Linked DNA regions of Homo sapiens: all the other regions are linked to region 3. Evidence: chromatin loops called from intact Hi-C (ENCODE). Cell type or tissue: GM12878. All regions are shown on one strand. Region 1 has its middle 180 kb from the start of DLGAP1. Region 2 overlaps DLGAP1 (DLG associated protein 1). Region 3 has its middle 23 kb from the start of LINC01892. Region 4 overlaps DLGAP1 (DLG associated protein 1). Region 5 overlaps DLGAP1 (DLG associated protein 1).

Region 1 (5,000 bases), 420 kb after region 3:
TTCATTTGGCAAATAAGCAGCTCTGGAGAAAGATTCCGGTACTGTCAGGCAGTTTAGGACTACACTTATAGATCATTTAGCTAAATCTCTCATTTTGTGGGTGAGATGAAGAGCAGTTGTGTACCCTTGGCCAAGTCTGCATGACCTACTCTACGAAGAACCCGGATGGTTTAACTACCTAAATGAAAAAAAAAAAAAAAAAAAAATATATATATATATATATATATATATATATACCACACACTTTCTATGCTTTAGTGTGATTTTGGATGGCATGGGGCAGAGAGGGTGTCTCAGTCAGCTTGGGCTGTCATAACAAAATACCATAGAGTAGGTGGATTAAACAACAGGAATTCATTTCTCATGGTTTTGGAAGTTGAAAGTCCAAGATCAAGGGGCCAGAAGGGTCAGTGTCTGGTGAGGGCTCTTTTCTTAGGTAACAGACAGCTGCCTTCTTGTGTCCTCAGGCAGCTGGAGAGAGAAAGCAAGCTCTCTAGTGTTTCTTCTTTCTTATAAGGGCATTAATCCCTTCGTGGGGGCTCTACCCTCATGACCTTATCTAAAACGAATTACTTCTCAAAAATCCCATCTGCAAATACCATCACATTGGAGCTTAGAACTTCCACATATGAATTTGTTGGGGACATAATTCAGTCCATAGCAGGGGGAGAGGAACAGTTTCGGGACATGGGCCTCTCGGAAATGGACAGACCTGGGATGAAGAATCTTTGGATTATTACAAAGTGGTATGACAATGCTAGTTGGGTCAGGGGCTGCCAAGAGGGAGGAAACTATCCCAGGTAGTTTGACAACATGTAGGCAAAATTCATGATTTGATTTTGAACCTGACAGAAACCACTGCTCCACTTCACAGGGAACAGCAGGTGTACATGCAGCTGATGTCTGTCTGTGCTGGCACCTGCCTATGGTCACAGCTTTTTAATGGCATTGAAATTAGCAACTCTCTTCTTTCTGCATCCTGCTACATCTCCCAATATTGATTACCTTTAATTAAAATGGATATTAATTTCCTCTTAATATGACAATATCTCCAACTTATTTTATTCACCTTTCTCTCAACCTCATATAATACATGAAATGCTTTCTTTTCAGAGCTGTGCAGAATTCCCTGGAGGACAGCAACCAGTACCCCATTGTGCTAACCACAAAGGAACCCAATGAGGTAGCTGGTGGCTATGGTACAATTAGCATCAGCTAGGAATTCCCCTCGGGCTCCTTCCCTCCCTTTCATCTCCCTTTAATCTTTCTGTAGCTCCTGCCAATGGCCTTTTTTGGGGGGTCTATGTTTGCTCCTTCTCTGCCCTACTTTTTATCTCGTACACTGCAGTCAATGTTAGCACACTCTTATTTTCATTATTTGAAGCTGTCCAAGCATTCATATCTGGATTCAGTCTGGCATTTGAAAGAAATATAATGGTTTCCAAAGTCATGGTTATCATGTGATACAGATAGACATCTGCATATGCCAGGAATCTTAAAGACTACTCCTCAAATACATTTGTCATAATTTGTAGAAAATGTCACTGATAAGCATCTTCCAAACGTGCTTTTCTGGTTACTTGTAGCTTTTGTTATCGCTTATAATTCAGATAAGCTAGGTACTAGTTTATTTTGTGAAAGCGTAAGGATCCAGACAAAAAGTGTCATTGGTTTTAAGTTGTCCTGATGTTAATTCTACATACATCACTATAAACACTAGATTACCAATTTGTTCTTTTTGTGTCATTGTTAAAGTCTGCTCAATGACTCACCATGAAATCCCCTCAAAATTATCCAAATTTGGCTTCTTGGCTGTTTCCTTTTTGAGTTAAATAACCACCTAGGTCACTGCAAGTCTCTACTAATTATACACAAGAACATCTGTTCTTTAGTCAGACACAACTCCTCCCAGTTTGGCATTGACCACTCTCGTTTCGGGCTGCTTCTCTTGCATGGCAAGAGTCAGCTTATGCAAAGCATCATCACTGCTCCCACAATTAAGAATTGCCTGTGGCCGACCTCTTACTTGTGGGTCCCAGATAATTGTTAAAATGATAATAAACTCTCAACCAGTGAAGAACTGAGATAGAACATTAGATAGGACAGCTGGGAGTTCCCCTTGGGTTCCTCCCTCTCTTAATCTTTTTGTAGCTCCTGCCAGAGGAAACCAAATAAGATGCTGCCTGGAAAATGATCAATGTGGAGTCTGCAGAATAGCAGACTGATGCAATATAAAAAAGAGATAATTTCACAGCCTGTTTTTTAAAGTATAGTGATACTGGCTGTGGGGATGGCAGCATTTATTCATTCAATCAATATTTACTGAGTGTCCACCATCTGTTAGGCACGGGGCTAGGTGCTGAGAATAAAGCTGTGAAGAAACTAAAAAACAAAATAAAACAAATCCCAAAGAGCAGAGAATACTTCTCACTGTCAAATGTTTGTGGCATGCTTTTAGTACTACCCATAGAATTTGTGTTAAAATAGACTCTAGAGAACTCAAAGGCAAAGTAACAAAATGAAGGAAAGCACAGGCTGCTTGATTTTACGCTCTGTTGCTTACTATATGTAAATTTTGGGGCCTTACTTTCCTAATCTGCAAAATAAGGATATTAATTTGCGTGCCTCATAGAATCCTGTCATAATTGTGTCATAATTAAGCTAGTTAATACAGATAAGTATCCTAAATAGTGGCTGACATATAGTAAGTGTTCAATAAAATCAGGTAAAATCTAATTCAGAGATACGCTGTGATGAAAAGGATCCTATGCAATGTGTGAGTTCAATGGGAAAGATTGTCATGCTTGATTAGTAATGCTTGCCGCAAACAGCATGGTGAGTGGCGGTGCGTACGCCACTTATACATCTTCTCTGCTCTGCCCCTCACCTTACAGATGAAGCTGAAATCCAGAAAGATTAAGACATATAACTAAAATGACACGCCTAATTAGTAACAAAGCTGGAACTATAATTTACATTGCTATGCTAATTTTTGTAGACCTATAAATCATTTAATATAGGCAAAGAGATGATTTTCAGACAAGGCTACACAAATAATTTTTCAAATAAGGAAGGGAAAATCTCTACCATGTATATACATGATATCAATATCCAGAGGAACTAAGAAGAGAGTAGTTAATCTGACTTGCTGGATTTACACATTTTAGAGATGAGTTCCAATATTTAACTATTGAGCATGTTCTCTACCTGTTGCATTATTTTTCCTTTATCAAGGCTTTTAAAAATAACTGTTTAAATTCAACCTAAAGTCATTTTCATCCACTTTTCCATGATATCGTGAAATTTTTCTCAAGCGATATGCATAGGAACTTTTGGGGTCATAACGACGTGCACAAACCGGTTGGTTCTAATGGTTAGGTTTACTTATATAAGCTGGCAGCCTTGACAGCACACACTATTTTTGTTGTTTCAAATTACAGCGTATTTAGTAATAGGTCTAGGTAGAAAATTAAATGACCCCATTAAACCTAGTCACTGAATCTTTATCTATTCCTGTGTTCACAAAATAAATAGTTTTTTCTTTCTTTGTAGCTGGGGAAATTAAGACACAGAAAAGTGAATTTTCTGTGAAATGAGCCGTAAGAAGCAGAAGCAAACCCATGAGAACAGGCTTCTCCTCCTGTGTGTTAGCTGTGCAGCCTCTTATCAGTTGCCCTACATTTTACTCTTGGCAGAGAACATGGGGAATCCATGGGTGAACGCTTGTAAGGCAAAGTGTTATGTCTCTTTGTTTCAGAGACAACGAAAAATTGTACAATATAGTGTTGTCAATATGTGAAGCTAAGCTTTTTTAGCTGTAGTATGCTAATAGAGCTGACACTATCAGGTACATAGTGGGTGCCAATAAATTGCTATGAAATTAAAATTAATAAGGAATGCTATATTTAAAAGATGAACAGACACACACATTTGTACTTCACTGAGAAGTAATGAACAGCCACCCCATATCCAAGACCCATGGGATTTATTAATTCATGCAGGGATAGGTATTTCATGAACACACATAGGTTGGTGCAAACGTAATTGTGGGTTTTGCCATTTAAAAGTAAAGGCAAAACCTGCACTTACATTTGTACCAACCTAATATAAATACACACACACTCACAAGCAGAGGGTGTTCTGTCTCATAGCAGAAATTCTACATAAAATAAAATCGTACTAAATGATAATGTAAGCATTTCAATAACTAGGTAGAAAAAATAACAGAAGTGAATTATTAAATAGTTTCTCTATTGCTCACAACTTCACAAGAGATAGAAGCATGAATACTCGGACAATGACAACAAAATCTCCAAAGCCTTATATAGCTAGTGTTACTGCTGTTTTTGTCTTTCTTGCATAGATTTCCAAACATCCTCCCCAGTTTACTTTAGGAGAATTATCTTTCCCCGCATTTTGTATGGTTTTGAAGGGAGGCTCATTCCATGTGTCCACTGCCTATGGGTGTAATGAGGCGTCACTGGGAGTGGCTTGTGAGAGCAGCTGAACTACTCAGAATCTCTCTCGTGGGATGCTGCAGTGAGTGACACACTCATCTTGCAGTGGCAACGTGCCAATGGTGGCTTGTCCTGTTGCTGCCTTTGAGACAGCCCTGTTTCCTGCTTCCTGAGTCTTGTTCATTGACCAGTTTCCAAGCTAAATCTGGCAGTTTCCTCTATTTTGTTAACATCTTAATGAGGTATGATAAACATACAATACAGTGCACATATTTTAAATATGCATTTTATAAGTTCTGACATATAGACACTCGTGGAACCATCACAGCAATCAGTATCCATCTTCCCCAAAGTTTTGTTGCACCCTGTGTTGACTCCCTGGTCTCCTAGTTCCAGGCAACCACTGCTCTGCTCGATGTCACTTTTTGTTATTTTCCATGTGATCTGCTCTCTGCCTTTTTGATTATTTTGCATGTGCTGAAATTATTTAATCTGCTTTTTGATCATTTTGCATCTGATCTGCTCTCTGTCACTTCTGTGTAT
Region 2 (5,000 bases), 670 kb after region 3:
CTGAGCATGCCTTATTTTCAATAGACGAGAACTGAAACTCTGTAAAGCAATTTATGAAATTCTTTAAGAGAAAACAGATCTAAAAATATCACTATTGGCATAAGAACCTTACTAATTTCCGTGATCATCAAAATCTTGATTTCTGAAAATAGGTTTGTTCCCACCTATTTAAAATTAATTATCTGATACACTGGCATAGGAATTTGTATTACAAAGAAGATATATTTTAACAATAAACTGTAGTTTTCATTTAAAACCTACGTTTTCATAAATAATTAACTAGGCTAATTATTCCAAAAATTGATTAAACCCAGTGATTAGAGGCATTCTATTTTGGGGATTTTTTCCCCCAAATTCTTCTCCAAAGGAATCCTTCCAAGTAGATGTGCATTTTTCTGGATTTTTATGTTATTGTTTAAATATTGTCACCTGAACAATTACTTAGTTTGAAGTAAGTTCTTTCAAAATGGCAGTGAAATAGTGAATCAAGCAAAAGGAAATTTATTCTTAAATTCTTATCTCACACACCTTCAATAGCTTCTTGTTTCCTCCTGATTAAAGAACAGTAGACATTTGATAATTGATACTGATTAGAATTGTGCCCACTTATTAGCAAAAGCGAAATCCGTGTCATCTAGTAAATGAATACGTTTTTTCAAGGCTCATGGAACTCATAGTCATCCTGACGGTGGCTTTCTTCTTTTACTGTTTTGTCTTCACATATGCAGAAACTTTCTTGTCACCTTATTATGTTTAGCCATATAGCTACTTTTGTATTCATTTATTCAATAAATATTTATTACATACCTTCTACGTATTAGTTGTTCTAGAGCAGGGATCCCCAACCCCTCTGCCATGGACAGTACCAGTCCCTGGCCAGTTAGGAACCTGGCCGCACAGCAGGAAGGAGATGAGCCATGGGTGAGTGAGCATTACCACCTGAGCCCCGCCTCCTGTTAGATCAGCAGCGGCATTAGATTCTCACAGGAGCGCAAACCCTGTTGTGAGCTGCACATGCGAGGGATCTAGGTTGAACGCTTCTTATGAGAATCTAATGCCTGATGTTCTGAGGTGGAACAGTTTCATCCCAGAACCACCCCTGCCCCCGGTCTGTGGAAAAACTGTCTTCCATGAAACCAGTCCCTGGTGCCGAAAGGGTTGGGGACTGCTGTTCTAGATAAGGGAGACTCCAGGTGAGTAAAAGAGTAAAGCAGATGTAGAGTTCATGTGCCAGCAGGAGAGACAAAAGCAATCAGACAAATACAAATGAAAATTTCATTACAAATTATGGTGTAGCTACATCAACAAACTATGGTTGAGATCCAGAATAATGGGAGGGGTTGCCATTTTAAATAGATTGGTCAAGGAATGCCTCTTGAAGAAAGTACCATTTGACATGGGACCCAAATGTGACAAAGAATCAACCATCTGAAAAATTAGAGGTAGAGTCCATTCCAGGTAGAGTACAGAGAGTGTGAAAAGGCTCTTGCGTGGGAAAGAGACTGGCATGTTCACCAAATGGGGAAACACAAAAAGATGGCTGTGGCTGAAGCATAGTGAGAGAGAGAGGCATGGAGTACGATAGAAGAGGAGTCTAGGTATGCAAATAAATACGGGTCTTGGTAGACAGAGTTTTCATAGGCTGCGGTAAGGAGATAGGATTTTATATTAAGTGTTTTATTTTATTTATTCTATTTTAAGGCAATCAACAAAATTGTTCAAGTATGCAAGTGACAAAATCTAATTTATGTCTTAAGAAGATCATTTATTTTGCTGGAAAGAAACCAACTGTAGGAATTTGACAACCACGTGAGGGCTGCTGTAAGTGGTAGATGATGAAAGTCTAGTTCAAGTTGATGGCAGAGAATGTATATCAATTCCTTATGTATCTTGGAAATACAGTACACATGACTTGCTGATGGATTACGTATAAGGCATGAGGGTGGGAACAAAGATGACTTTTACATTTCTGGTTGGAATGGTTGGCCGGGAGTGCCATATCCTAAAAAGGAGAAGGCTAGATTTGGGACCAATTGGGCATCAGGACTCAAGTGTTTTATTTTGCTCATTCTAAGTTTGCAGCGTCTTTGAGACACCCAGGAGAAAATGCCAAGCAGACAGTTTGAAATGTGAGGCTGGATCTCAGAAGTAAGACTTGGCCTAGGGATATAAAATGATGTTTAAATCCATGGGCCTACAATCACTGTAGACTGTACAGTTATTACAGAGTTTAGTAGATTATAAAGCTTCCTGTCTTATATGAGCCTTTAAACTTTGAGTAGGTGGATCAGCCAAGGGAAGAGACCTAGCAGCACTCTCTTTTAACTAGTTGTCCTCAAGAAGGCATTTTTTAAAGTGTGTTATGACACAAGATCAAATTCCTTTTTTTTCTTGGAGCATCTGAAACTTGGATACAGCCTCAGAATAAATAATACATTATTAAATGGTCTATAATGAGGACCCCTAGAACTTTGTTAACCTTTCATGGGAAAATTCTGGTGTATTTTCACTCACATTTTAAGGGCCCAATCAAACAATAAGTGAACAGATCATGCAGCTTCCTAAGGGGAGGTAGAGAAGTCCCACCTGGATATGAGCAGCTCCTCCACTAACATACCATAATGATGTGGAGCAGGAGGTCTCTATCCATGAATCTCAGGCTGTGCTGCCTACCAACTGCCCCTCAACAGGCTTTGGGCTACCCATCTGGGTTGCTGGTGGCGATTGCTGGCTCTGGAATCCGTTTTTTATGACCTAGTAATCAGGAGGAAACTGGTTTCATTTCCCTTGACCCACTTTCGTCAGGGGAAATTGAACTTTCGGTTCATGAGAAGAGAGCCATCAGTTGAATTTCTCCTTTTAAGGGTTTCTAACCAAAACAAGTGACAACAACAAATCAGTAACTGATTAAAAACCAACTACCTCAATCGCCTTTGTAGTGTGACTTTTTTTCTTTAAAAATATTTTTAGACCAAATAAAGAGGGTACGGTATCAAAGCCATGTGTAGATGTGGAGGGAATGAGGCTGGACTGCTTCTCCATTACAGTAAACTACTGTTCTGGAGACATTCAGAAACTCCTTAGGCTCCCATGAGGTAAATGTTTAGCCCAAGAACATGCGTTTCTGGGAGCATACCTTAACAAAGGGTGTAGATCTGTCTGACCAAGAGGCAAAATAAAAGTCAGTATTTCTACTTGAGCAATCCTGAAGGTTTATGCTTCTAGGAAGGACCAGGTTATTTAAATTGCAAGCTGGAATTCAAAAGGGATGTTATGGGCTATGTAGTCGCTTCTTCAATTTCCTTCAAGCTAAGGGGATCTTCACCAATCAGTACCACAGAAATCACCGAAAATAGGTGTCAGCCAGCTATGGATTGGGGTGAATATTACTCGGCATTTGAGGTAGCAAAGAAATAACCACTGAGTGAACACTAGAGGATGGTGAAATAGGTAAATAGGACTATTTCTTAAGCAAGAAATTGAGATGCTAGAAATTAAGAAACCCCACCGTGGGTCAAACTGGCCAAAGGCAAAAGCAGGATGAAGAAAGCAAACTTTCTGAGCACATCTTCCGCAACTGGACTCTGCCATTTTTATTAAATGAAGGAAGGGTGGGAAAAGTGACCCGGTTGAGTTTCCCTAGTTGCAGAGGCCTCCTGCTCAGTGCTGTTGAAAAACAAATGCTTGCATTTGAGAAAGTGATTGCAGGAGGAGCATCTTCCTTGGGAAATATATATGTCTGTTTTGTGACATAGATAAGCTCTTCTGGGAGATTATGTTTATCTGGCTTAAAGCAAATTTATATAAAAAGGATACACTGGACTTGATTATATGTGTCAATCGGGATAGGCTAAGTTAAATTCAGGTAACAGTGTGTTTAAGGTATATGACCATTCTGTACTACTGACCGTACCAAGCTTCTTTCTTCCAAGATGAGCGCAGGCTGATGGAGCAGGCCCAAGAGGAGCACTTCCAGTTACAGGTCAGAGGCAAAAGAGAACATGGAGGAACCGTGAAAAACAGTGTTAAAGATCTCAAAGCTTTGCCCAGGGGCCTCTAGAACTGCCTATGATTTTTATAGAAATTTTATTCATAACTGCCAAAAACTGGGAGGCAACCAAGATGTCTTCCATCAGTGGATGGATAAACTGTGGTACATCCAGACAGTGGAATATTATTCAGCTATCAAGCCACAAAAAGACATGAAGGAAACTAAATCCGTACTAAGTGAAAGAAAATAATCTGAAAAGCCTATGTACTGTATGACTCCAACTGTATGACGTTCTAGAAAGGTCAGAACAATGGAGATAGTAAAAGGATTTGTGGTCACCAGGGGTTAGGAGGAATGGAAGGATGAATAGGTTGGGCACAGAGAATTTTTAGGGCAGTGGAACTATTCTATATGATACTACAATGGTGGACACATGTCATTATACATTTTTCAAAGCTCGTAGAATGTGCAACACCGAGAATGAGCCCTGATGTAGAAACTGTGGACTTTGGGTGATAATGATGTGTCAATAGAGGTTCATCAATTACAACAAGTGTACCACTGTGATATGGGATGTCAGTAGTGTTGTGAACATGTGGGGACAGGGGTGCATGGGACCTCTGTCCTTTCCTTTCAATTTTCCTGTGAACCTAAAACTGCTATAAAAACATAAGATTTATTAATTAAGAAAAAAGGGGGAGGAATACATCTTTTTTTTTTTCACACAATTTGTTATGGGCCAACATGGTATGGGGACATATATTCTCTCCATAAGGAAGGGCAGAGAATATTTTGGAGAACAATACAATACACTATTAGAATGTATTTCTTAAGATCAAAAACCATACCTCATTTAGCCCTGTAGCCACTGGAGGGACTAACACAGTGCCCTACATGTAGCTGATGTTCAGTTAAATTAAATGAATTAATCTTGAAGTAGAAGTATCTTAGAAACATGAAGGAAATAGACATCTAGATTTAATAATGAAGACTATTCACCAGTAATATT
Region 3 (5,000 bases):
TATTAGATTCCATAAGTCACACACACACATATATCCATATATCAAATTAACCATATGCAAGCTACATATGCGTATTTGCAGAACTAGGTAGAAAATGTATATTCTTTTCACTCAAGAGGAAGATATGTTTTCTGATAATATCACATATTGGGTTTACTATTCAGGGAGCTATTTTAGAAATAAATTTTATGAAAGTCAACACCCCTTTTAAGCCCTTTATACAAAGAGCAAATCACGCAAAAGATAAAAACTGTTGTGCTTATGTAATCAATTGAAAATAGCAAGAAATGAAAAGAGGTGATTGGCAAAACAAAATGCTTTTGCAATCTTGGCTTGATTAAGCCAGAGTATCATTACTAATGTTGAATGGTAATTTACCCAGTGTTAGCACAAAACGAGGTTAGGAGTTTATTTCTGAATTTTAAGCATACAGAAAGAACATTTGATTTCATTTTTGCTGCAAACTAGCAAAACTGAGATGATTTTGCTGGTTTAAAGCACCTTCTACTTCTATTGTGCATCACAGTGAGTGGTCAGTGGGTGTATCAGCCAGGGTCCTTGAATCCAATCCAGCAGGCCACCTGCTTTTGTAAATAAAGTTTTATTGGAACATGGCCACACTCATTCATTTACGTATTGTCTGTGGCTGGTTTTTTTTTTTTTTTTTTTTTTTTTTTTTGGTACAACGGCAGTTGAGTAATTGTAGCAGAGACCATATGGCAGGCAAAACCTAAAATAGTTACTCCCTGGCCCTCTACAGAAAACATTCGCTGACCCTGTTCCAGAAGGAAACAGAAGGCACACTCCAGAGGGTTTAATAAAAATTATTCAGTGACGGAACTATTTACAGAGGTGTGGACGGGTTTACGGGAACCGTGAAAGACTGGGGTACACTGGGACTAACGATAGCAGGGAGCAATTTCCTCTTCCAGGCCTTCCAGGCTGGGAGGAAGCTGTGTACCGGAACTGGGCAGAGCTGCAGGCATGAAAGAAGGGCCTGGGAGGGAAGAGAAGAATATACAACCCAGCCTCTTGTCTTAGGCGGCTCGGGCTGCTGCAATAAAAAACCCCAGACTGGGTGACTTCAACAACAGAAATTTATTTGTTCACATTTCCGGAGGCTGGAAGTCCAAAATCAAGGTCCAGCAGGGCTCAGCCTCTGGGGAGCTTTCTCTTCCAGGCTTGCAGATAGTTGCTTTGTCCTTACATGACCTCTCCTCTGAGCTGTGTGTGGTGAGGCAGGGAAGGAGGGAGGGAGAGAGTGAGGGAGAAAGAGAAAGAGGGAGAAGGAGAGAGACAGATCTCTTCCTCTTCTCCTAAAGCCACCAATCTCGTAGCATTAGGAACCCGCCCTTATAACCTCATTTAACCTAAGTTACTTCCTGACTCCAAATACAGCCATACAAGGGGTGAGAGCTTCAAGATAGGAGTTTTGAGGGGACACGTGTTTAGTCCATATCACCTCTTTACCTCTCATCTCCTGACGGTGTCTCCCCCTCTCATGGCCCAACCCGACAGGAAGCCAGAGGGTGGGGAGCCGAGATGATGCTGTCTACGTAGAGCAGCCTCTGACCACAGAGTGGGGAAGAGAAAGCTGTACTATAGATGGGAGGTGGGGAAGGGCAGGGAGGCAAACAGAGAGCAATCAAGACAAGGGAGAAGTGTAGAAAATGTAGCTGAAGAGAAAAAAAGTTGCTTATAGAACTGTCCATGAGGAAAATGAGAATATGCCTTGTTTTAAAACCTCAAAGGACTGATTCACACTCTTATTTAGTGGAAATACATCAAGAGACTGCAAGCTTAACTTTCTCACAAACACATACATCTAAAAATAGCCTTTTGGAATCTAATTTATTGGTAAGCAAAGGATTGCAGCATTTGACTTACAATTAAGGTGTCACCTCCAAGTTAATCATAGGTCCATGGTTTGAATAGCTTAGATTCTCAACTTTCCAGAACATTTAGTAAGCGCTTGTGAAAAAGCTAAGAGCTCTGAAGGATAGAGGGGTTTATAGAAGATGTGAGACTGGTACCCTAATGCCTTCGTCAGGATCAGTATGGAGCAGACCCTCAGGACTGCAGAAGCAAGATCAATTCCTTTTGACAGGAATGACCAGTCAAAGACATGATGCAAAAGGCAGCATTTAAGGTACTCTTTAAAAAAATTTTATTATTATTATACTTTAAGTTTTAGGGTACATGTGCACAACGTGCAGGTTTGTTACATATGTATACATGTGCCATGCTGGTGTGCTGCACCCATTAACTCGTCATTTAGCATTAGGTATTTCTCCTAATGCTATCCCTCCCCCCTCCCCCCACCCCACAACAGTCCCCGGTGTGTGATGTTCCCCTTCCTGTGTCCGTGTGTTCTCAGTGTTCAATTCCCACCTAAGAGTGAGAACATGGACTTTTGTTTTTAACTAAGGGAACAAAGTCCTTTGATCCTTAAGGGGGTTTTGAGCCCAGCCTCGGTGTAGTTACCATTTATATCCACAAGATGGCAGGCACGACCCGGGAAGAGCCTGCAGTAGCCACCTCTGGATTTCAAGGTCTCCAGGCTCAGCCAGCTGGTGAGGTCTCTTGAGTCTCAAGAGAGGTTAGTGGGCAATGGCTTAGAAGCTGGGATTCAATTAGTAGCTTTTCCTATGTGGGAAAAAGCATCAGATCAGAGGACAATAAAGTAGCTAGGAGAAGTCATGAGGACCTGAGAAAGGAGGTAAGCAAATTAAAGCAAAATCAAGCAAAATCTGGATAGAGGAAGTAGGGTCATTTTAATAAAGAGTTGTTGCATGGCGAAAAAATCACAGGGACAGGCGGAAGGTCGGAGGAGCCAGAACGCCGGGTTGGAAAGTGAAAGGCTAAGAGATAAACCAGGCAGCAGAATGGAGGAAGTAGGGAAGAGGAGAGGGGCGTGTCAGGACAGCCAGAAGAGGTCTGAGCTTACAGTGCTATTCCTGCCCTCCTGTCCACATCCCTTGGTATGTCAAGGAGGGTTGACTGCTAGGATGGATTCTGACTTATTGGATCTTGGAGGAGGAGCAGGAAATAGAAGGCACAGAATAAGCCAAATCCACAGCCAATTCAGAGAATGGCAAACACTTCATTTTTAAAAAATTTAGATTCAAGAGCCACATGCACAGGTTTGTACTATACTGCATAATGCTGGGATTTGGACTTCTACAGAACCCATCACGCAAACAGTGAACATAGTGCCCAGTAAGTAGTTTTTCATCGCTTTCCCCTCTCTCTCTGTCCCCATTTTTGGAGTCCCCAGTGTCTATTTTTTCCATGTTTATGTTCATGTGTATCCATTGTTTAGCTCCCACTTATAAGTGAGAACATGTGATATTTGATTTTCTGTTTCTGTGTTAATTCACTTAGGATAATGCCTCAAGCTGCATCCATGTTGCTACAAAGGACATGATTTTCTTCTTTTTATGGCCGTATAGTATTCCATGGTGTATATGGAATTTTCTTTATTCAACGCACCATTGATGGGCACTTAGGTTGATTCCATGACTTTTTTTTGTGAATAGTGCTGTCATAAACGTAAGAGTGCAGATGTCTTTTTGACAGAACTGTTTATTTTCCTTTAGTAGATACCCAGTAGTGAGATTCCTGGGTTGAACGGTAGTTCTAGTTTTGGTTCTTTGAGAAATCTCCATACTGTTTTGCCTAGAGGTTGTACTAATTTACATTCCCACCAACAGTGTGTAAGAGTTCCCTCTACCACTGTTTTTCTCTGATGCACAGATATAACTATCTCACTCCAAATGTTTTACTTTTTTTTATTTTTAAGATCCAAGGTCTTGCTCTGTCATTCAGGGTGGAATGCAGTGTGAAATTATAGCTCACTACACTGCCACATCGATCTCCTGGGCTTAAGTGATCTTCTTGCCTCAGCCTCTTGAGTCGCTGGGACTATAGGCATACACTACTGTGACCAGCTATTTTAAAAATAATTTTTAAAAAAAAATTTAAAAAATAATTTTAAACTATGTTGCCCAAGTCGGTCTTCAACTCCTGGCCTCAAGTGATTTTCCTGCTTTAGCTTCTGAAAGTGCTGGGATTTCAGGTATGAGCCATCATGCCCAGCCCCAAACATTTTATTTTGTAATCAACCTCCAGTTATGTATACATGGCCTTGGCTTACTTCAGGATTTCAATGTAGTTTAGAGGTGTTTGCATTCATTAGAATCCCCCAGACATCTTAGATACCTACTTACCCCCAGTACAAATGGAGCCCTGCTTCAACCCAGAGTGTGAACCACCCTGCCAGTCCTCTTCTGACCACTTTAAAGAATGTGCTAAAACAAATGCACTGGGCAGTGTCAAAGAAACACAATTGGACATTAGTTAAATTGATGAAAAAAGATTGTGTTCAGTAACTACTGACAGCATTAGTTTGTTTCCTAATCAGAAGTACACTCATGTTTCTCTATTAAATGATTACCAGTGTTGATAAGGGGTGAGTTAGGCTAGTCACAGTCATTTCTAAAGTTATAAAAAGCCATGGGGATATAGTTTTAGAAGTACATCTAGAATCTGTATGACATTAAATCTCTAAGGAATCTTTGAAGTACTCTAGTATAGTCTAGTTCTGTCTGAATAGCGTTGGCTTCCCCAAGAGCACTTATCTATTAGGGGTGAGTGGGATTGGTGGAAGTCTGGTTTTGATAGCCATCTTGACACAATACACATGGTCCATAAAGAGCACTGTTCTTTGGAAATGAACATACGGAAAAACACAGGTGTTCTGACATGTTGGCCAGGGTGATTTGCCACTTCATCATACTGTGGGTAGGAGTTTGAAATATCCACTGCTGAACATTTTGAGGTTTTAAAATTAGGATGGAAACCAAGTTTTCTATCAGTGGAATATCTGTATTCTTCCAGAAATTGAGCTTCATATTCTTGCTTCCAAGTCTCTGCTCCATCCTTTTTATCACCACTGCTTCTCTTTGAGGTTTTCTTTTTGGCTCTTAAGACATCTCTCA
Region 4 (5,000 bases), 740 kb after region 3:
TTGTGGAGCTTTCCCCCTATGTTTTCTTCTAGCAGTTCTACAATTTCAGGTCTTACGTTTAAGTATTTAATCCATTTTAGTTTATTTTTATATATGGTTTGTGATAAAGAATCCAGTTTTATTCTTCTGCATGTGGATATCTACTTGGGTTCCCAACATCATTAAGTGAAAAGACTGACCTTTTTTCATTATGTATTCTTGGCACCTTTGTTGGAAAGCAATTAACTGTAAATGTGTGAGTTTATTTCTGACCTCTCCTATTCCACTCCCTTTGTTGATGGTTCTCTTCTTATGCCAGTACTATGCTGTTTTTATTATTATAGTTTTGTAATGCTTTTCCCTTTTTCTTTCTTTCTTTTTTTTTCTTTTTTTCTGAGATGGAGCCTTGCTCTGTTGCCGAGGCTGGAGTGCAATGGCATAGTCTTGGTTCACTGCAACCTCAGCCTCCCGGGTTCAAGCCATTCTCATGCCTCAGCCTCCCATGTAGCTGGGATTACTGGTTCCCCCCACCACACCTGGATAAATTTTGTATTTTTAGTAGAGACAGGGTTTCACCACGTTGACCAGGCTGGTCTCGAACTCCTGAGACCTCATGTGATCCACCCCCCTAGGCCTCCCAAACTGCTGAGTTTACAGGCGTGAACCACCCTCACCCAGCCTGTAATATATTTTGAAGTCAGGTAGTAGGATGCCACCAGCTTTGTTCTTTTTGCTTGAGACAACATCTGGCCTCATGCAAAAAGAAAATATTTATAAAAATTGTTTCAAGGTGTACGCTTAATTTACTTCTCCTGCCTCATTTTGTTACATAATACCTAGAAACAAGAAATGTCTTAACTGATAAAATATAGTAAGTTCTTGTAGCCATTTCTAAAGTCTTATTATTTTGTATTATTTAACCGAATTGGTTTAGTATTTGTTTCAGATGGTCTGCTCTGAATTTTCTAGGAGTGTTCAAAGCCTGTTTTCAGTATCTGCATGGATACTTGAATTCTGGAAATCATTGCTGTCTGTATAGTTGGATTTTAATGTGAATAGGATCTGTGGGGTGGGGACTACTTTTAAGTTGGAAGTTGCTAGAGATAAACTTTCCAGTACTATGTGAAGCCACTCTGGTGTTTTTCACTGTAGTAGAGAATAAATGACAAACTACCCTCATGCTCAGACTTGAAGCTGTTGAGTGATTTTCTGTAGTTACATTCTTTGTCAATGATTGAGTACTTTTACTATGATCATAAAATCTAGTAACAGGTGAAATAATAATGATGCTGTATCATAATACTTGTAATTAATGTTTTATGGCTAAGTCAGATTGATTCTGTGTAAATCATTTCCACTAACTCATTTTATGTTAGCATTAATCTTACATATTTATAAATTTACAGTGAACATTAGGTGCTGACAATATCCAGGAGTCTCTCATCTCAGTCTGCATATGGAAAATGATGTTTTTGTTATCTGCAGGAGACTGCAGAGTCCTCAAACTAAGAGATGAGAAAAAGGGGATTAATAACAGCACTTTCAAAATATTTTTCTTTTATAAATGATGACGAAGTTAATAAATATTTTTCATTTGCACTTAGAGATATTTACTCAAAAATGTCTATTTTTCCATCCTGAAATTCTGGAATTAAAAGTGTTATGAAGGTTATTTTAATATCAGTGCCCAGAAAGGCTTTATTAAATTCCACAATACACAATAAATACTAGGGCACTATTGGCCTTTGGTAATTTTTCATTTTCATTAAACGTCTCAGAATTGTGAAGTATTCTTTTTTAATCTTACGGGTTTTCTTTTTGCATTGGTATTGTGTGTGTGTGTGTGTGTGTGTGTGTGTGTGTGTGTGTGTGTGTGTAAAATTGTAATTAGGGTTTCCACCACAGATGTTTTAAAGCTTGGAAAGGGCAACTTTAATTCCTTATGCATGAGGGCAAGAGTGAATTAAAATCAGAGCTTTTGATTGTGTTTACAGGAGAGTGAATGAGGGGACTCAGGCACATTGATTATACAGTTCCGTGTTTCACATCTTGCCTGTTGGCTTTCTGTATTTGCCTCCCACTCAGTTTTGCTACTGCTTTGGCTAAGAAGAGAGTCACAGTGTACTGTGGGGCTGTGTTAAAGAGAACAAGAGATTATAACTCATGAGACAATGACAGAATATATCATTTATAGAGCTCTAATAAAAAATAAATATATTTAATTCAAATAACTTTAAAAAGTAACTCCAATTTACCTGTTCAGCTTGAGTGCATCTAGAAACAAAAAGGGAACTCATCAAATGGGCATCTTTTTCCATATTTGGAGTTGTTATGGTCACTTCCCTTAGCCCACCAGCTAAAATGACGCAAGCAGCTGTGAAAATCGTGGGAGGAAGAAACAGAGAATGAGCAGTTAAACAGTATCTCACTCTGTCTTTCTCATAATTGCCTCCTTTCAAAGCATGATGTTTAGGGGGAAATGCCCCTAGGACCTTCTACTCTGCTCTCATTACCTTTCTGAATGGCATTCTTCTGAAATTTAATTAACATTGGATTATTAAATTCTCACAAGAAGGTTATAATAGCAAAGACAAGGTTGGAGGGAGAATGGAGGGGAGACAAGTGATGGATGGGGTTCCCTCCCAGAGTGGGAGGGCTGAGACCCCAGAATGAGTGGTTGGAGAGGCCTCAGAATTGAGGAGAGAAGAGGCAAATGTGTATATGAAGGAATGAGGGAGGCTGGAATTTCCTCTAAATATTGCTGAGTCCTATTCCCAAAATTCAAATGTGATTTTCCTGTTTAGAAACTTTCAGTGACTATTGCCTAAGCCAGATGGGGATTTAATGACACAAAATGCCAATCAGTCTCATCTCTTACTAGTTTTTCATTCTCACTTTAGTACTGTCCCTTGAAATGCTGAATCCTGGGCACAGTAAGTAGATTTGAGCCTTTTCAACAACCGACTTCTCTGCCTCTGTTCTTGTCAATTTTTATGAAAATCTTCTGGACCCACTTAAAATGTCTCCACCTTTCTATATCATTCTACAATAGTCATCTTCAAGAATTAAAGTTAATTTCTCCTCCCAGGATCCCCCTTCTGATTATTAATATGACCCTAATGGAGCTTGTCTCATATACTAGTTGTATTTGTTTGGTCCCCAAACTAGACTGAGTACTCCTTTGTTCAGCCCTCATGTTGTTTAGCATAATTAGACATCCACTAAATGTTTAAATTAGGATATACAGAAGAAAATAATTTAGGACAATATAATCGCTAAAAATCAAAGCATGAAGGGCTACATAAGATAGTGTTACTGTTCTTTTGTTCCAGAGGTGATACATTTATAAATTTTTAAACTGTTACCACAGAGGTAGCTCTTAGTAAAACAAGTATATGCTAGGAATTTTGTTTTAAAAAAGCCATAGATATATCTTTTTAAACTAATTTATTTTTTACCTCACAGATAACAATTGTATTTATTTATGGTGTGAAACATGATGCTTTGATATATGTATACATTGTGGAATGGCTAAATCAAACTAATTAAAATATCCGTTACCTCACACTGTTATAATTTTTTGTGTTATGAAAACATTTTAGAATCCATTCTCATAGCAACATTTAGGTATATAATACATTGTTATGAACCATAGTCACCTTGTTGTACAATAGATCTTTTGAACATATTCCTCCTATCCAACTGAAATTTTGTGTCTTTAAATGAAAACATCTACATTGTCTTAACCAGAAGCCCTGTAAAATGTTTTTGATATTAATAATGATAAACATATGACAACTTCAGTACCTGGATCTAAAAGATTATTTTCAGTGTAATGCCCTTATTTAAACAGATGAGTACACTGAGTTTTTTTATTGAAATATGGTGACATATGATGCACATTCTTAATGAAGTTGCAAATAGAAAATGACATTTTCTGAAAAATAAATAAAGGAGACCTTGCTATCCCTGATTTCTTTTTCTCAAGATGGAACTCCTGCATCGACTCCAGAAAAGCCTTTGTGTGTATATCCTACCAATTCTTGCCCCGATCTGTTCTTTCATGCATTAGAAGGAATTCCAAGCAGGTCCACATTGTAAGCAAAGGCTTAATGCATTGTTCTAGATTCAGCCTGCACTTGAATTGGTCTTTGATTTTTATATCATGTTACAACTTTCAGATTTCCTACCGTTTTTCAAGCAGGGCAGCTTCATGGTTTAACAGCTCACATCTTAATAATTCTTATTCTCTATACGTATTTGTAAATTTTGCCGTGTCAAGCAATAGAAATGCACTGAATTTTCTTTCAAGCTATGAATGGTGAAGCCACAGAGGAATGTTTTAGTGATGCTGGAAATAAAAAGTTTTCTGGGAAGTATTTGAGCCATTTGCCATATTTGGGTATTATGGTATGTCTTTCTTTTTTAATATCACTTTCTCATAGCTGGGAAATATTTCTTTTAAAAGGAAAGCTTTTATGGCCAGGCATGGTGGCTCATGCCTGTAGTCCCAGCACTTTGAGAGGCTGAGAAGGCCTGGCCAACATGGTGAAACCCTGTCTCTTCTTAAAATACAAAAATTATCTGGGCGTGATGGTACGCGCCTGTAATCCCAGCTACTCAGGAGGCTGAGGCCGGAGAATCGTTTGAACCCACGAGGCGGAGGTTGCAGTGAGCCGAGATCACACCACTGCACTCACATTCTGGCCGACAGAGTGAGATTCTGTCTCAAAAAGAGAGAGAAAGAAAAGGAAAGCTTTTAGCTCTTTTTATATATTTTACTTGTTGTTCTATAACTGCCCAATGGCAATAGCTGTTAAGGTTTGTGTTTGATCATCCTGGGGATCAAGTTCCAATTATGCTTCAGCTCTATGCCTTTCTTCCCCATCCTGTATCTGCACTTGAGATTCGAGAGGAAAACAAAAGAGATACTTAAATAGAAACAAGTTTCTGGGTGAATAGGGAGTATGCAAACTTTTTAATATCTGAATTCAGTGAAACAGTTATTCATGAAAGAGTGA
Region 5 (5,000 bases), 700 kb after region 3:
CCACCTTTTCCCAAGGATCCCTGTGTAGGTTGGGTAACATCAAGTTTGGTGATATTCTGCCCCAGCTTTTTATTTCCTGTGTCTCCCCTGTGTATGTGCGAGCACTCACATGCAATCAGGGATGTGTGGATAGCCCGGGCCCTTCCTTGTTTTCCCTGTGTGCATGCAGCCTTGCCCATGTGTGCATATTTCCAGGCTTACATTTACATTTTTTATCTCCACAAGGAATATTGGGGAGCTTATCAAGGCCACTATGGCCATTTCATTTACTGGATCTCCCTGTAAATCTTAGGTCAGTATGCCAAGTCTGTTGCTTGCTCCAACTAGAGTTGCAAACGCAGGTTAGCTGTGATGTTGGCTTTTCTGGTTTGTTTGCCATCGACATTGCTTCCAGTAATGCCAAGGGGATTGGGGTTTTCCTTGCTCCTCTCCAAGTCAAGTTGGCCCTCCAGCAGTGAAACTGCTGTTTTTAATGGCTTGTCAGAGACTCCTGCTGTTCTTAGCCAAAGTTCAGTATTTTCTCTTGATTAAATGCCTTTCAGTTGCTTGTATGTCTTTGTTTGATTTTTCAGAGTCCTGAAATTGTTATTTTTGAACATTTTCATCCAGTGTTTTTCATTATGGTAAAATGTACGTAACATATAATTTACTATCTTAAACGTTTTTACCATTTACAGTTCAATGGTGTTGAGTACATTCATATTGTCATGCAACCATCACCACCGTCCATCTCCAGGGCTTTTTTCATCTTGCAAAACTGAAACTCTGTACCCATTAAACAGTAACTTTCCATTTCCCACATCTTCCCAGCCCCTGGACTCCACCATTCTACTTTCTGTCTCTGTGATTTTGAATACGCTAAGTACATCACATTAATGGAATCATACAGCATTTGTCTTGTTTGTGACTGGCTTATTTCACTTAGTGTAATATCCTCAAGGTCCATTCATGTTGTCAGAATTTTATTTCTTTTTAAGGCTGAATAATATTCCATCATATGTCTATCCCACAGTTTGTTTATCCATTCCTCCATCGATGGACACTTGGTTCGCTTCCACATTTTAGCTATTGTGAATAATTCTGCTGTGAACACTGGTGTACAAATATCACTTCAAGACTCTGCTTTCAATTCTTTTGAGTATATGCCCAGAGGTTGACTTGCTGGATCATAAAGGAATTCTATTTTTAATATTTTGAGGAACTACCATACTACTTTTTATAGTGGCTGTAACATTTTACATTCCCACCAACAGTGTACAAGTGTTCCAGTTTCTCTACATCCTCACCAACACTTGTTATTTTATGTTATTTTATAGTAGCCATCCCAATAGGTGTGAGATGGTATCTCACTCTAATTTTGATTTTCATTTCCCTACTGATTAGTGATGTTGACCATCTTTTCATGTGCCTTTTGGCCATGCGTATATCTTCCTTGGAGAAATGTCTATCTAAGTCCTTTGCATACTTTTAAATTAGGTCTTCTGGTTTTTAGCTGTTGAATTTTAGGAGTTCTCTATTCATTTTGGATATTAATCCCTTATCAAATATATGATTTGTAAATCTTTTCTCCTGTTTTGTGTGTGGCCATTTTTTTCTCTGCTGTTACTGTCTTTTGACACACAGTTTTTTAAAAATTGATAAAATTATTTTTTGTTGCCTGTGCCTTTTGTGTTAATCAAAAAAATAGTTGCCAAATTAAGTGTTTCGAAGCTTTTGTTTTATCGTTAAGGGTTTATAATTTTAGATCTTACATTTACATCTTTGATCCATTTTGAATTAATTTTTATATGTAGCATTAGGTGAGGGTACACTTTCATTTTCTTGTTTGTGGAAATCCATTTTTCCCAGAAGCATTTGTTTAAAAGACAGTCCAGTTTTCACTGAATGGTCTTGGCACCCTTGTCAAAAATCATTTGACCATTAATGTAAAGATTTATTTCTGAACTGTCTATTCTGTTCCATTGGCCTGTATTCTGTCTTTATGCCAGTACCACAATGTTTTGATTACTGTAGCTTTACAGTGTTGAAATCAGGAAATATGAGTTCTCCATATTTTTCTTCTTTTTAGGTACTGTTTTGGCTATTCAGGATTTCTTGAAAATTATTATTTTCTGCGCAATGTGTTTTACTTCAAAAGAGATAATTTTTTGAAGTAAAATTATTTGCACATATCAATAAAATATATTATGTTATTTCATAGAAACATTATTATTAAGATATTAATTTCTTAGACACTCCCTGAAGCCCTCTTCTGAAATTTTCTTCAGAAAGTTTCTTCCAAAATCTTGACAGAAAAACTATAATTTCTGTTGATTTCTTCTACAAAGAATGTATCTATAGATAAGGTTTAGATTTATCTTTGTCTCATCTTTTGACTCTTTTCATAACTAATAGGTAAGTATAAACACACTTTTTTTTTTTGACGTAGAATCTTACTCTTGTTGCCCAGGCTGAAGTGCAATGGCTGCCTGTTGGGTTCAAGTGATTCTCCTGCTTCGGCCTCCTGAGTAGCTGAGATTACAGGTGCCCGCCACCATGCCTGGCTAATTTTTTGTGTTTTTAGTAGAGACAGGGTTTTGCCATGTTGGCTAGGCTGGTCTCGAACTCCTGACCTTAGGTGATCCACCTGCCTCAGCCTCCCAAAGTTCTGGGATTACAGGCTTGAGCCACTGCACCTGGCCTAAACACACTTTTTTGATTCTCTTTTCATTCCATCAACATTCTCTGTTCCTTTTCACTCCCTACAGCAAATCCTTTTGACTACACAGTGCTGTATTCATAACACTGAATTATAGACTTCACTTTTCTCACCAGCCTCTCCAAACTTGCTTTATTTATCTATGTTTATCATTATTTATGTGTGTGAAAATATTTCATTTGCATAACTCCACTGAAGATGAAAGTCTTCACTTTCACTTTCGTGAGTTCCACCTTTTGATTCGCATTTCTCTTCTATCTCCATTTCCTCTCACATCCTACTTACTTAGCTTCTGCTGTGTAAGTCTGTTCTAGACACTCCTTTTGCTTTGTCTCACTTTTGTCCTTTTTCTAATGTAACCCTATAAAATGAAATACATTAATTCCTGTTTTATAATTTTCTATTTTAATTTGCTCCCAAGTACACATATTCCATTCCACCCTGTCTAATGCCACAAAATTAAACTTTAGCACACTTCTTGGAGCTCTATCCTCAGCCATCCTCTTTTTTCTGTCTATATTCTTCCTCTAAGTAATTCCATGGTGCCCAGTGGATTTAAACACCATCTGAAAATTCCCAAATTCATATTATTTTTCCAGACCTCTCTACTAAGCTCCATAATTGTCTACACAACTCTTTACCTGAGAACCACACTTGGATAAGTCACTATTCATTACCTACAGCTACTCAAGACAGAACCTAGAAGTCATATTTGATACTAATTTTTTATGATCCTTACCTCAGGTTTATAAATCCCTTCAGTTGACCTGTTTGTTTGCATGTATATTGTTTGCTTCCCTCCAACTTTCAAATACAGACTATATGGAATCAAGATTACTGACTATTTTCTTCCCTACTTTATCTCCAGTGTCTAGAACAGGGCCTGCTTCCAGGGCCTGCTTGAATGTATATTCCAATTCTTTACCCTTCTCTCTCTGCCTGCCATTATCAATCCTAGTCCAAGGCACCATCGTATCTATCCTAAATAACTATAGTAGTCTCGTGCAGAGGGATTCTCCTGCTTTATCTTTTCCCCACCAATTGCTAGGTCCATGGCTGAGGTCTTTATAACAGAAGACATTAGCAAGAGAAAAGCATACATATTTATTTAATATAAGTTTTATGTGACACGGGAGCCTTCAGAAATGAATATTTAAAGAAACAGGAAAACCTGTGTACTTGTAAGTTTGATGAAGAGGTGTATCGTTGTGAAGAAGTATGACTGGAAAAAGGGGGTATGATCTAATGAAGGGAATGTACAAGGCCTGTTTGTTTGGATTCTTCTCCATGTCCCTGTATCTTCAGCGATAAAGACGTTCCTTTCCTCCAGGAAGGGCACCTCTCACATGAGGGTCTTATGATCTACTCCAGCGGAAGATCAGAAAATTATTTCTAGGTTTTATGAACTGGTTCAGAGGAGAAGGAAGGAGAAGTCAGAGAGATCATCCCACTTCTGCATTGTTTTCAAATACCGAGGTGCCATATTTTACGGTAGCATGTCCTGAACCCCATCACTCCTCACTAATATCTTTGCTTTTCATTTCCCTCTGTCTGTAATTCAGTCCCTAAATAAAAGCTAGAGTCATCTTTTTAAAACATAAATTAGATCACTGTATTTCTTGTTCAGAAAAGAAAAACATCCAAGCTTCCTTTAGGAGTTTGAGAGGGAAGGCTGTTAATTATAACTCCCTCATCCCCGCCAGCATTTTAAAGCAGTAGAAGGAGACAAAAGAGTTAAACACATGGAGAACGGACTGTCAGGTCTATTACTAACAGAGCTCTTGGAGAATGTGGCAGAGTGAGTGCCAGCCTGGGCTTCCTGCTGCTGCACCAGAATTAGATGAACTGACCCAGAAGCCACAGGCAGCACCGAATACCTGCACAGCAGGTGCTACAGAGGTAAGCTGTGGCCACAAAGCTCAGCCCTAGGCCCAAAGCAGACAGGAGCCCTGCTCTCTGCAGGCAAGAGGAAGGGACTGAGCCTTTCATGCCCAGTTCTTCCTACTAAACTCACCAATCAAAGGCACGAGAACAAGAGGGAGGCCCTAGGTTTCCCTTCACATGAAGAAAACAATGGAGAGTGAGTAGTCTGCAGTTATATCTCTAATGCCTTTGCATTTGGAGTAAAGCATGAACTCCTTACTTGAGGTCACTGGGATTGTCTACTTCTCCATCTTCATCTTTTCTAACTTCCTCTCACTCCCTAAGCGGCACACACACTGGCCTTCTTTCTTTGTTTCTCCAGTATGCCACATTAGTCCCTAAAGGCCTTTTAACTTTCTTTTCCTTCTTTAAGGACCAT

The links. Hi-C counts contacts between places; a loop is a spot of excess contacts. Peaks named below come from ENCODE experiments on the same cell type or tissue, not always from the same donor. Only the 100,000 strongest peaks of a DNase experiment are listed, where the experiment ranks them.
Region 1: a loop joins it to region 3, with 6 times the contacts of the local background. A loop is called at or near these places in 1 of 110 quality-filtered maps.
Region 2: a loop joins it to region 3, with 4 times the contacts of the local background. A loop is called at or near these places in 1 of 110 quality-filtered maps.
Region 4: a loop joins it to region 3, with 3 times the contacts of the local background. A loop is called at or near these places in 1 of 110 quality-filtered maps.
Region 5: it touches region 3 in a loop (4-fold over the local background); 1 of 110 quality-filtered maps calls a loop at or near these places.

The regions. Positions count from the first base shown.
Region 1 is chr18:4,636,706-4,641,705 of GRCh38, reverse strand. No RefSeq gene overlaps it. Among named protein-coding and RNA genes, the nearest start is that of DLGAP1, 180 kb to the right of the region's middle. In GM12878, no CTCF peak of the experiment used is centred here; DNase peaks (open chromatin) are centred at 1,195, 1,925 and 4,546; H3K27ac peaks cover 1,262 bases.
Region 2 is chr18:4,389,879-4,394,878 of GRCh38, reverse strand. All of the region lies in intron 1 of DLGAP1 (DLG associated protein 1), which reads left to right. Among named protein-coding and RNA genes, the nearest start is that of DLGAP1, 63 kb to the left of the region's middle. In GM12878, no CTCF peak of the experiment used is centred here; a DNase peak (open chromatin) is centred at 2,818; H3K27ac peaks cover 538 bases.
Region 3 is chr18:5,055,435-5,060,434 of GRCh38, reverse strand. No RefSeq gene overlaps it. Among named protein-coding and RNA genes, the nearest start is that of LINC01892, 23 kb to the left of the region's middle. In GM12878, a CTCF peak has its summit at 2,504 (motif pointing right); DNase peaks (open chromatin) are centred at 1,559 and 2,603.
Region 4 is chr18:4,317,574-4,322,573 of GRCh38, reverse strand. The region is part of intron 1 of DLGAP1 (DLG associated protein 1); the gene reads left to right. Among named protein-coding and RNA genes, the nearest start is that of DLGAP1-AS5, 55 kb to the right of the region's middle. In GM12878, no CTCF peak of the experiment used is centred here; a DNase peak (open chromatin) is centred at 2,363.
Region 5 is chr18:4,358,378-4,363,377 of GRCh38, reverse strand. The region is part of intron 1 of DLGAP1 (DLG associated protein 1); the gene reads left to right. Among named protein-coding and RNA genes, the nearest start is that of DLGAP1, 94 kb to the left of the region's middle. In GM12878, no CTCF peak of the experiment used is centred here; a DNase peak (open chromatin) is centred at 2,927.